4 separate regions of the Mus musculus genome follow, and regions 1, 2 and 3 are each linked to region 4. The links are chromatin loops, found by intact Hi-C in ENCODE. Cell type or tissue: left cerebral cortex. All regions are shown on one strand. Region 1 overlaps Adamtsl4 (ADAMTS-like 4). Region 2 holds the start of Golph3l (golgi phosphoprotein 3-like). Region 3 holds the start of Tars2 (threonyl-tRNA synthetase 2, mitochondrial (putative)). Region 4 has its middle 6.9 kb from the start of Gm40096.

Region 1 (2,500 bases), 160 kb before region 4:
GTCCTCAGATGACCAATGCAAGGACAGCTCTCCACACTGCCCCCTGGTGGTACAGGCCCGGCTCTGCGTCTACCCCTACTACACAACTACCTGCTGCCGCTCTTGTGCCCATGTCCTGGAGCAGTCCCAGCTGGAACCGGCTTGAAACGGGTCCCAGAGACCCTGCCTTCGTGGTTTTCTTGTGCCACCCACTGACTAGCCCGCTCTGTACCCTCTGGCTTTTCACCTGGTCTCAGCCTTGCCAGAGGGATCCTCCAGGGTGAGAGACCTACAGTGTGATAGCTCAAGAAGTGTACCTGACCTGCCTGGGGGTCTGTCCTGTGTATGTTTATCACTTCCACAAAAGCAGCTTGAGAAAGAATAGGAAGTGGGCGGTGCCTGTATCCCTCATGCTTTTCTGGGCTGGGGAGAAAGGGGGAGAGAGCAAGGTTATATTTCCACACTAATCTGAGCTACATAGTGTGTGTCCCCCAGAAGTTCCAGGTCTGTGCCCCAATCCTCGTCTCCACATCTTCTAAATTACCCTGTTGTTCCCATCCCTGCCTTATCTAGTCTCTGTATTCCTACCTCCCTCATTAGCAGGGGCAGGGATCAGCCACTGCTACCCTACCTTACTGGGGAAGGACCACACCTCTCCAGGGCAGGGACCACTTGTGTCGAGGGTGAAAAAGAGAAACGTCAGCATAAGACATCCTAGCCCCAGTCGCCACTTCACACTGAAAATGATGCCCACCCCAGAAGTAATTTATTTTTTATTAAAGTTGGTTTTGACATAAACATGCTCTTCGTTATGTTCATGGGGACCCCACCATCCGAGCAATGTGAGGCCAGATGTGGTGTGGGAAGAGGAGCGGCATTTAGGGATGGGAGGAAGATGTGGTCCTCATGGGCTGTGGAGTGAGCTTCAAACCTGGGGCAGTCTGGATCAAGGGCCTAAGATTCTGTCCCACTACAGATCTGCAGATGGCTTACTGGCCACTAGAGGCCGCTACTTTTCCCAGTTTAGGAGCAGTAATGGGTGCTTGGATCCCAGCAGAGAGCCTGTGGTGGGCTTTTGGGTAGGCTCTTCCTGTTGTCTCTAGGAATCCAGCAGAACTTTTCAATGCAGGGCTAAGCTGGCTTGTGTGCGCACGAGCGTGGGGCATGCATGTTGCTTTTCAGGTTCTCTCGCTCTGGCCCTGTCTCCTCCTCTTTTACCCACTTCCCTGCTAGATGCCTGCTTACTGCTTTCCATGGGTGCATGGGGTGGTAACTTTGCCCCCTCTCTTTGCTCAGCAAAATCATAGGAGCTTGGCCCGCATGACTCTGTGACTGCAGGAGGAGGGAGGAGGGGCCAAGGCAGGACCAGATGTCCTGCCAGAGACACATTCCACAGAGATGTCTCACCAGGCCTCCTCCCTCCCCCACCACTTCCCTCTCCCTGTGTGTTTCTTTCAAAGTAAATAACTTGTTAAAGGTGGAGTGGACAGCCTTCTCCAGGGTCCTCTTCCCTGGCCCCTACAGTTGGTTCTGAGGCCTGACTTTCTTGCTGCCGATGCCCCGCTGGAGGCAGCCTTGTTCTGTCTGTGCCTCTTCAGACAGGCTGAGTATGGCCATTAGTAAAAGCCTGCAGACAGTTTTACTACTATTTTCTGAACACAGCTACACTCCTTGGATACCAAGTTCCCCTAAGAATAAAGTTGTTCCACTGTAGCAAACCCTTTGCTACATTAGAAGGGTACAAAGCTCCCTGCCTTGGGACTTAGGCTGTCCTCCCGCTGGATGTGGCTGAGCAGGAAGATGACAGCAAGCACAGTGTAAGGGGACTGAGTGGGTGACAAAGGAGGGGAAGGAAAATTAACCCCGGACAAACGGCTGAGGCGCCTGCTTAATATATCAAAGTGGACCTGACAGTCAACAGGTTCTCCCAGCATCCCTCAGTCGCTGTTACAAGGGTATGACTGGCACACCCTGTCTCCCAGCCCACGGGACTGGACTGCCCCTCCCTTTATAAGCAACCGTCCTGGCTACCTGCCCCTTTTGTACCTTTGGCCTACTGGTAGCTGGACCTGGTTTCTGCTCCCTTCCCCTCCCCCCTCTCCTCACAAGGTCAGGATCACTCTGAACTCTCCCAGATGTGGCTGCCTCTGGCTTTGTTCTTCTGATCTACTGTAAACTTTCTCCTTCGTCATACCTAGGAGCAGTCATATCTGTTCCTTTTTATTTCTTTTTTTTTTTTTTAATTAAAAAATAAAGCCATGGGTGATCCCAGCACGTGGGAGGCTGAGGCAGGAAGATCACAAGGCTAGCCTGGGCTATACTTGTGAGACCCTTTCCCCAAATACACCATGAAAAAAACCTGACTTTGGCCCAGGACAGGGGTTCCACAAGGAGGCTACAAGAATGCCCTGCCTCTGAAGAGGGTCAGGTGTGCTTCCTTCTTAGGTGACCCTGGAAGGACAGGCAAAGATGTAGGGACCAGAGAAATGGGGCCCAGGAGTCAGCTTCCAGATGCAGGCAG
Region 2 (2,500 bases), 71 kb before region 4:
CTTTTATACTAAGCATTACACTTGTCTAAGTCATCTGTGATAAAGCTTAAAGTTAGCACAGTTCATACAAATGTAAATGTATTTTATTTTTCGTTTGTTTAGAACGAAACAAAACAGGGTTGCTCTGTGTAAATGTCCTAGCTATCTTGGAATTCATTATGTAGACCAGGCTGGCCTTGAACTTAGAGATCCACCTGCCTCTGCTCCCCAAGTGCTGGAATTAGAGGTGTGTCACCACTGCCTGGTATAAATGTCAATTTTTATGATTAAAAGCAAGTCAAAAACTATCAGCAATTATATATCTTTGAGGTCAAAAGAATAATATTTAAAATGTGCTATGGTTGTGCCTAGTTCAACAATTTTATCTTGCTTTCTTTCTGCCTCTGATCCTTGTGATCTTGGAGTTTTCTTCCTTTTCCTTTCCTCCCTAAATACTGTCTGTCCAGTCTTTGAAGGCCTACTAAAGACAAGTGAGGCCTTAAGGTGAATTCTATCTCTCCACTATGCATATATTAAACACTTAGAAATGGATTTTTCTTCAGTTGTATGTAAACAGAAATTTATACTTAAGCCCTTTAAAATGTTTATTATAGTCCCTCTTTTGTTATGGCTGTCTGTTACATTAAACTTCTCCAGGGCTGAAATATTGTCATCTTTTAATTTTTATATTCTCCATAGCAACTAGCACAATATCTTTAACGTTTTAACTGCTCAAATAAATATATACTCATTAAACAGCACCAGAAATACACACCAAGAGTCTTACAAACAATTCTTCATACAAGCGTATATTTCAAATATAATTTTCAGGGGAAGTAAGAAGAGTGAAGGAACAGAACACAGAACAATGCCTTAGGGTGCCAATTCCATTTGGCATTATTTCCAAACCCAATCCAAGAAACTTTAACACCCCGGGGAGAATGGGGGCAATTTTCTTTGAGGAATTCATCATTTCCCTGTGGCCACTTATTAGTTAAAATACCCTACTTGAAAACATGATGAGCAACAACAAATAAGTAAAAACCACCCTTTCTCTCTAAAGTAAAATACTGACCAGCTCTGTTGGATGTTAAGAAGTGTTATATTTGCTCACCTGACGTTGCTCCTGAGCTGCAGTGGGACGTAGGCTGCAGTTCGCGCTCTCGTTTTGGAGGGCACCTGTTTCCCGTACCCTAGGCGGGTTCCAGTAGGTGAAAAACTTCTCAGCCACACAGAGAGTACAAACTTCCTGATCCTTCGTTGCAGAGAGGGAATAACACATCAGCTTCCTCAGGATCACTAGGCAACCTACCTTGGTGTTTCTTCATTGGGCCAATCAGAAACCCCCAAGTTTGACTCTAGCCAATCGGAGCTTACGAGGGGAGGTCCTCCGGGCTATTGTGTTGCGATCCAGACAAACATCACCAAAAGGAGGCAGGTTTGGGTTCAACCTGACAGCTGGTCTGTCCAATGAAGGAACCTCGGTGGCTGCGAGGAAAAGGCTGCATCCCACCCCGATGAAATTACCCAATCAAAGTATTCTGTGAGATAGCACAGTGCTGCCAATCACGAAAGGATTCTGTTGGCCAATTTCAGTGTAGCAGGTGTTTTTCTGTAGCTGTCTGTATTGGCACTGCTGGTTAAGAAATGTTGGCATCCAAGCAATAAGGCTAAGAGTAAACTCTGAGCTTAACTTTGCCTCTAGAAAAACGTAATCTGACTCGGTTTGTGCTGTTTATACTGAACAGCATGGGTACTATTACACACATAACAGCTCTAGAGGGATGTTATCCCACTTTGATAATCCTGTAGCTACTGTACAGTTTGGAATATGGCTGCTAAAATTACAAGACGGAAACAGATCAAGTTTTTAGGTCTTCCTTTTCTGAAGCAAAGGAAGCAAATAGCTTGGGTGGGGCTAGGTTCCAGGTCTCTCAGCAAAACAATTGTTCACACTACCACTCAAAAGTTCTAAAATGTGTCCACCTCGCGAAAGATATACTTACTTAAATTCTCTCAAAATTAATAGCTGAACACTTTCTGTTAATTAAATAACTAGAAGCCCTGAAAGACCCTGCACACTGAGCATCTTAGTCATGGTATTAAGATGCCGGTCTTTTTTTTATTGGCCATTGCTTTTATCATTTTTGCTCTAAATACATATTTAAAAGTTGTTAATAGGGCTGGTGAGATGGCTCAGCGGTTAAGAGTGCCGACTGCTCTTCCAAAGGTCATGAGTTCAAATCCCAGCAACCACATGGTGGCTCATAACCATCTGTAATGAAATCTGATGCCCTCTTCTGGTGTGTCTGAAGACAGCTACAGTGTACTTACATATAATAAATAAATAAATATTAAAAAAAAAAAGTTGTTAATAACACACTATATCAAAATAGCAAACATTGTTTTAATAGCACCAAGTAAATGGTACAGTTTTAACATAAGTAAAAAGTGTATCCTTACAGAATTTTAAAGTCAGAATAAACACTTCAAAAATGGTTTTAGAGGGCCTTAAAACTTA
Region 3 (2,500 bases), 240 kb before region 4:
AGTTCATTTCCCTTTATGCTTCTCCACACATCTGACCGTGTTTCTGTTTTTACTGTGTAAAGCTAATATGTCTAGCCCTGCATCTGAGATTTAATGGAGAGAGATCAAAGAAAGAATAAAGAAAGATGAAGGTGGGGTGCTGATGAGAGACCAAAGGCTTATGTAAGGAACAGAGAACAAGATGTTGGATGTCTCTAAGATGGTCAGGGAGTCTATTGGAAATAAACTATGGAAAGAACAAGGTATGCTGGAAGAGTGCACACTGCAGATTCATCGGCACGCATGTTTTTTACCTTAAACTACCTTCTGTAATCTTTGAATTCCACATCTGAGACCTGTAAGATGGCTCAGCAGATAACAGGTACTTACTGCCCAAGCCTGGCAACGTGACTTTGACCCCTAAGACCCATGTAAAGTGAAAGGACAGAAGTGGCCACAGAAAGGTAGCATGTGACCTACAAAACTGTGCCGCCCACGCCTTCAAAGATTCTTCACACACACGCAATAATGATTGATTGATTAAATTCCACATCTGTGACATTAAGAGGTCTCTAAAGTCCCTCCACCACGACTGCAAAGGAATGACCACCAAGATAGTCTTAGAGTTGTTACATTCAGTGGTAATAACAGTGTCTTGCAAGCCGGGCAGTGGGCGTGCACGCCTTTTATCCCAGCACTCGGGAGGCAGAGGCTGGTGGATTTCTGAGTGCTAGGCCAGCCTGGTCTACAGAGTGAGTTCCAGGACAGCCTAGGGGAAAAAGAGAACAAAAACAACAACAAAACCAGTGTCTTGCTGCTGGTGCTAATTATCATATACCAAGCACCGAGATGAGCAATTTACACAAAATGTACCTTCAGAATGGAACATATATTTTTATTCTTGTTTTATAGATTAAAAAATCGAGATTACAGAAAGTTTACTTAAAAAAAAAAAAACTACTTAATGCCAGATCCAGGATTTACACTAAATGTTTAGTTCCAGTGTCTGTACTTGTTTCTTGTCAGCTTTAAGAATGTTTAATAAATTTTATAATTAAAGGAAAATGACTAACTTCCACTTCCTGTTTTTCTCTCATTCTTGCCCCAGGAGGTATGCCCTGTCCTCAAAGTTGGATGCCTTCTTGTCACTTTGGGAACCCAGACTGCAGGTGTGTGCAACAGCTTCCACTTTCCGGTCAACCGGAACCTTTCCCAGAGCGGCTGCTGCTGTGTGGGTTCTACCTCAGCGGAGTTCCTGGGGGTGGTGCCCGGCCGGAATGGCGGCTATGTTATCCAATAGGAAAGGATATTACTGACTTAGAAGCCAATGAGGAGCCTGGTGAGGAAGAAGCGGTGATCGGAGCATGGAGGTACCGATTTGAGACAGCATGGGTCTCTGTCTGAGGTGGCGCCGGCTTGGGTTCCCACTCCCAGAGTTCCGCCGCTGCGAGCTCCACACCGTGCGTGAGGTACGCCAAGCTCCCAACCATTTAGCCCAGCGGAGTCCAAGGGGGCAGGCTGTCCAGCCCCTCCTGGACCCTGCTGCCCCACTCGGAAATGTGCGGTTCCTTTGAATCCCCAAATTAAGACCTAGTGTCACCCAGTTTCCACCTTAAAACCAATGCTTCTTAAACACCCATAACCCCTACGACCCCATTCCGGAGTAGTGGAAATAAGCCCGCGATACCTCCTAACGTGCCTTTTCCTCCAGGCCTCTGCACCAACTCCTCCACATTGGTTGGCAGAACGATTTGGCCTTTTTGAGGAGCTATGGACCGCTCACGTGAAAAAGTTAGCAAGTATGACACAGAAGAAAGCCCGGGCTATTAAGATATCACTTCCTGAAGGCCAGAAGGTAGATGCTGTTGCATGGAACACAACCCCTTACCAACTGGCCCATCAGATCAGGTATCAAGCCAGCCTTTCTACCTACAAGAATTATTTTTCTGTCCTTTTCTGCACCCGGTCAGAAAATGAAAGCATCTTTTTGTTTCTCTTTGGTTTTTCGAGACAGGGTTTCTCTGTGTAGCCCTGGCTGTCCTGGAACTCACTCTGTAGACCAGGCTGACCTCAAACTCAGAAATCCGCCTGCCTCTGTCTCCCAAGTGCTGGGATTAAAGGCATGCGCCACCATTGTCCCGCTACATTTTTTCTTTTTCTTTGTTTCCCATCAGAAAGGTGTAGTCTTTGGGCAGGGAGGGGGTTAGGGTTGGGGGGGGGGGTCAGTCAGTCATTTAATTGATTACCACACAAGCATAAGGACCTGAAATATGAATTTGTGGAAGGAAACTGACTCCTAAAAATTGTCCTCTGACCCCCCCCCCACACACACACACACACTGTAGCATGTGTGCCCCACCCATAAATAAATGAAATAATAGTTTCAGGTTAAAAATAAAAAGGGTGTGGTGACATGTGCGTGTAATCTGGTCAGCCAACCTAGCCTGCTGGCGATGCTCTTTGCCAAAGAAAGACCCTCTTCTAAAGGCATGATTGTTGACTCCCGAGGAAGAATGCACAC
Region 4 (2,500 bases):
TCTGGAGCTCACTATTTAGTCTAAGCTAGCCTTGAACTTGCAGCAATCCCCCTGCTTCAACCTCCCAAGTGCTGGGACTACACACATGAACCACACCTAGCTTTTACTTAAGTTTTCTTTGCTGTCTGTATTTATTTTTAATTTTACGTGTATAGACAGTTTTGCTGTGAGCCCTGGCTATCCCAGATCTCCATCTATTATAGTCCAGGCCTCTGTCTTACACTGATCCCCCTGCCTCTGCCTCCTGTGTGCTGGCATTGCAAGTGTGATCTACCCCACCCAGCCTTTCTGAGCCTTGCAAAACAGAATTTGTAGTTTGGAGAATGTAACTTTTGTGTTCTTTTTGCTTTTTCTTTATTATTTTGGATGTTACTTTAAATACAGTTGTTTTCTTAATTTCATTTTCAGTTGGTTAATTAAAAAAGAAATACCCTGACTTTTGTATCTTTATTTGTGTCCTGTAGCTATGTCAAGCGCATTACATTAGTTCTGATTGTTTTTCAATGCACTTCCTGGAATTTTCTATACATAAGACCTTTTATCCACAAAGAAAACAAAACACAAAACCAAGTACCTTTATTCTCTACATCCATAGGCCAGACATTGTGGTGCATGCCAACCCTGGGGAGGCTGAGACACAAATTACATGCTGGCCTGGGTTATACAGTGAGTTCTAGGTTAGTCTGAGTTAGAGCTAAAACCTATACAAAATTCAAACAAACAAACAAACAAAATCAGACTGGGCATGTGTGGTACATTCCTTTAGTCCCGGCACTCAGGAGGCAGAGGCGGCAGATCTCTTGAGTTCAAGGCCAGATTGGACTACCGAGTGAGTTCCAGCATGGCCAGGGAGATACAGAGAAACATTTCTTTAAAAAACAGTGTGTGTGTGTGTGTGTGTGTGTGTGCGCGCCCGTGTGTGTCTGTGTGTATGGGTGTGTGTGTGTGTGTGTGTGTGCGTGTGTGTATGTGTCTGTGTGTCTGTGTGTATGGGTGTGTGAGTGTGTGTGTATGTGTGTGTGTGTGTGTGTTTCCGTGTGTGTCTGTGTGTATGGGTGTGTGAGTGTGTGTGTGTTTGTACGCGCGCGCATGCGTGTGTGTGTGCATGTAAATTGCTTCAGGAAGCTGGAGAGATGGCTTAGCAGAATGAGCTTATCCAAGTTATCAGAGTTTGGATGCCAGCTCAGGAATGCCCGCAATTTGAGCGCCAGGAGATCTGGTGCCATCTTCTGGCTTCTGAGGGCACTGCACCTCCCCCACTATAATAAAACCCAAACAAATCATTTAAAAGCCTCAGGAAAGAAAGCCGTTATGACTGTAAGTACCAAAGTGACAGACTGGATTACCGCAGTCCTGACAAGCACAGTGTAAGTAGAAAGCCGCTTAATGATTCAGAAAAGCTTTCCAGTGGCAGAGGAGTTGGAAACTACAGGCAAAAAATAAACAATACTGAAGTCTCACAGATCTTCTGGTTTCAACAAAGCCTGTGTAATTAAATGTAGAGCATGCTATTATCATTCGTATGCCTTCATTTCTCTCTCATTGTGTCTGTGAAGATCATGAGAACCAGTTCAGATTACAGTAATAAGCACTGGGACCCTGGACACAAAGATGAAGCAATTAATCAAATCATCAAGCCATTAAATCAATGAATGTGGAGGTGACTGCAGAAGCCAGGGCCTGCAAAGTAACAACCCACAGGAGGCAAGAAGAAAATCTGTCTCAACCTCACTTAGTCAGCCAATGTTGGTTCAGACTTCTAGAGTCAGACCCAGAGGGTTTATAGCAAGTATACAGTACAATTTAGAAAAAAGCTTTATGAAGATGGGTTCTAGAGAGAGGCCACATGTGTTATCTTACGGGACTAGGGGAGGATCCCACCTCTGGGCCTGGCTGTGGGGATCTGGCCATACAGATAACACAAAGGTCACCTGGACTACTAAGTATCTCAGGTCCTGGCTGTGGTAGCTTGGTGTGGCCTGGCTCTTCAGAACACACAAATCACCAGGTTGTTGACCACCACCACTCCAGCCTTCTGGGTAGAAAGACAGGTTACACATGTCTCCTGTTGGAGAGAGACAAACCTGCTTAACACTCCTGGTTTCCCCAGGGCTTATCTGTGAGCACAAGGTCCTTTGTGCTCCCGCCACAGCGAGAGGGGAAAGTGTGTGTATAGGGAGGGTGGGAGTAGGTGACTGTTAAAGAACAGAGCAGACTCTTCAGAAATTACATTTGTTCATTGAGTGTATGTGTAAAGTGTGCACATACCACTGTGTGTGTGTGGAGGTCAGAGGGCAACTTGGAGGGATGGCTGCATTACTTCTCCCGTGTAGGTCCTGGGACGGCTTGACAGCAAGTGCGTTCATTGCTGAGCCATCTTGCCAACCCTACAATCAACTTAATATTTAAAGTTGAACTGCAGCTTGGATACTGACTTGAAGTAACCAACAGTGAAAAGGTGCTTTAAGCAACTGGAGAAAAATTCAGAAAGGGACTATGT

What was found. Hi-C counts contacts between places; a loop is a spot of excess contacts. Peaks named below come from ENCODE experiments on the same cell type or tissue, not always from the same donor. Only the 100,000 strongest peaks of a DNase experiment are listed, where the experiment ranks them.
Region 1: a loop joins it to region 4, with 2.7 times the contacts of the local background. A loop is called at or near these places in 2 of 42 quality-filtered maps.
Region 2: a loop joins it to region 4, with 10 times the contacts of the local background. A loop is called at or near these places in 7 of 42 quality-filtered maps.
Region 3: a loop joins it to region 4, with 2.1 times the contacts of the local background. A loop is called at or near these places in 5 of 42 quality-filtered maps.

Annotation. Positions count from the first base shown.
Region 1 is chr3:95,674,478-95,676,977 of GRCm38, reverse strand. It overlaps Adamtsl4 (ADAMTS-like 4), which reads left to right. Exons shown (of 18, transcript NM_144899.3): 18 at 9-777. The coding sequence ends at 145. Gm52627 (a long non-coding RNA gene) reads right to left here. Exons shown (of 2, transcript XR_003954671.1): 2 at 736-2,500. Among named protein-coding and RNA genes, the nearest start is that of Gm52627, 3.6 kb to the right of the region's middle. In left cerebral cortex, CTCF peaks have their summits at 51 (motif pointing left), 783 and 982 (motif pointing right); DNase peaks (open chromatin) are centred at 47 and 998; H3K27ac peaks cover 2,358 bases.
Region 2 is chr3:95,587,728-95,590,227 of GRCm38, reverse strand. Hormad1 (HORMA domain containing 1) reads right to left here. Exons shown (of 15, transcript NM_001289532.1): 15 at 2,368-2,500. Golph3l (golgi phosphoprotein 3-like) reads right to left here and starts at 1,294. Exons shown (of 5, transcript NM_146133.3): 1 at 1,094-1,294. The coding sequence starts at 1,261. It overlaps Gm40097 (a long non-coding RNA gene), which reads left to right and starts at 1,411. Exons shown (of 3, transcript XR_867468.2): 1 at 1,411-1,583. In left cerebral cortex, a CTCF peak has its summit at 1,447; a DNase peak (open chromatin) is centred at 1,406; H3K4me3 peaks cover 1,735 bases; H3K27ac peaks cover 738 bases.
Region 3 is chr3:95,753,706-95,756,205 of GRCm38, reverse strand. It overlaps Tars2 (threonyl-tRNA synthetase 2, mitochondrial (putative)), which reads left to right and starts at 1,229. Exons shown (of 18, transcript NM_027931.3): 1 at 1,229-1,448; 2 at 1,691-1,887. The coding sequence starts at 1,368. In left cerebral cortex, no CTCF peak of the experiment used is centred here; a DNase peak (open chromatin) is centred at 1,260; H3K4me3 peaks cover 1,132 bases; H3K27ac peaks cover 435 bases.
Region 4 is chr3:95,516,372-95,518,871 of GRCm38, reverse strand. No RefSeq gene overlaps it. Among named protein-coding and RNA genes, the nearest start is that of Gm40096, 6.9 kb to the left of the region's middle. In left cerebral cortex, a CTCF peak has its summit at 1,255 (motif pointing left); a DNase peak (open chromatin) is centred at 1,219.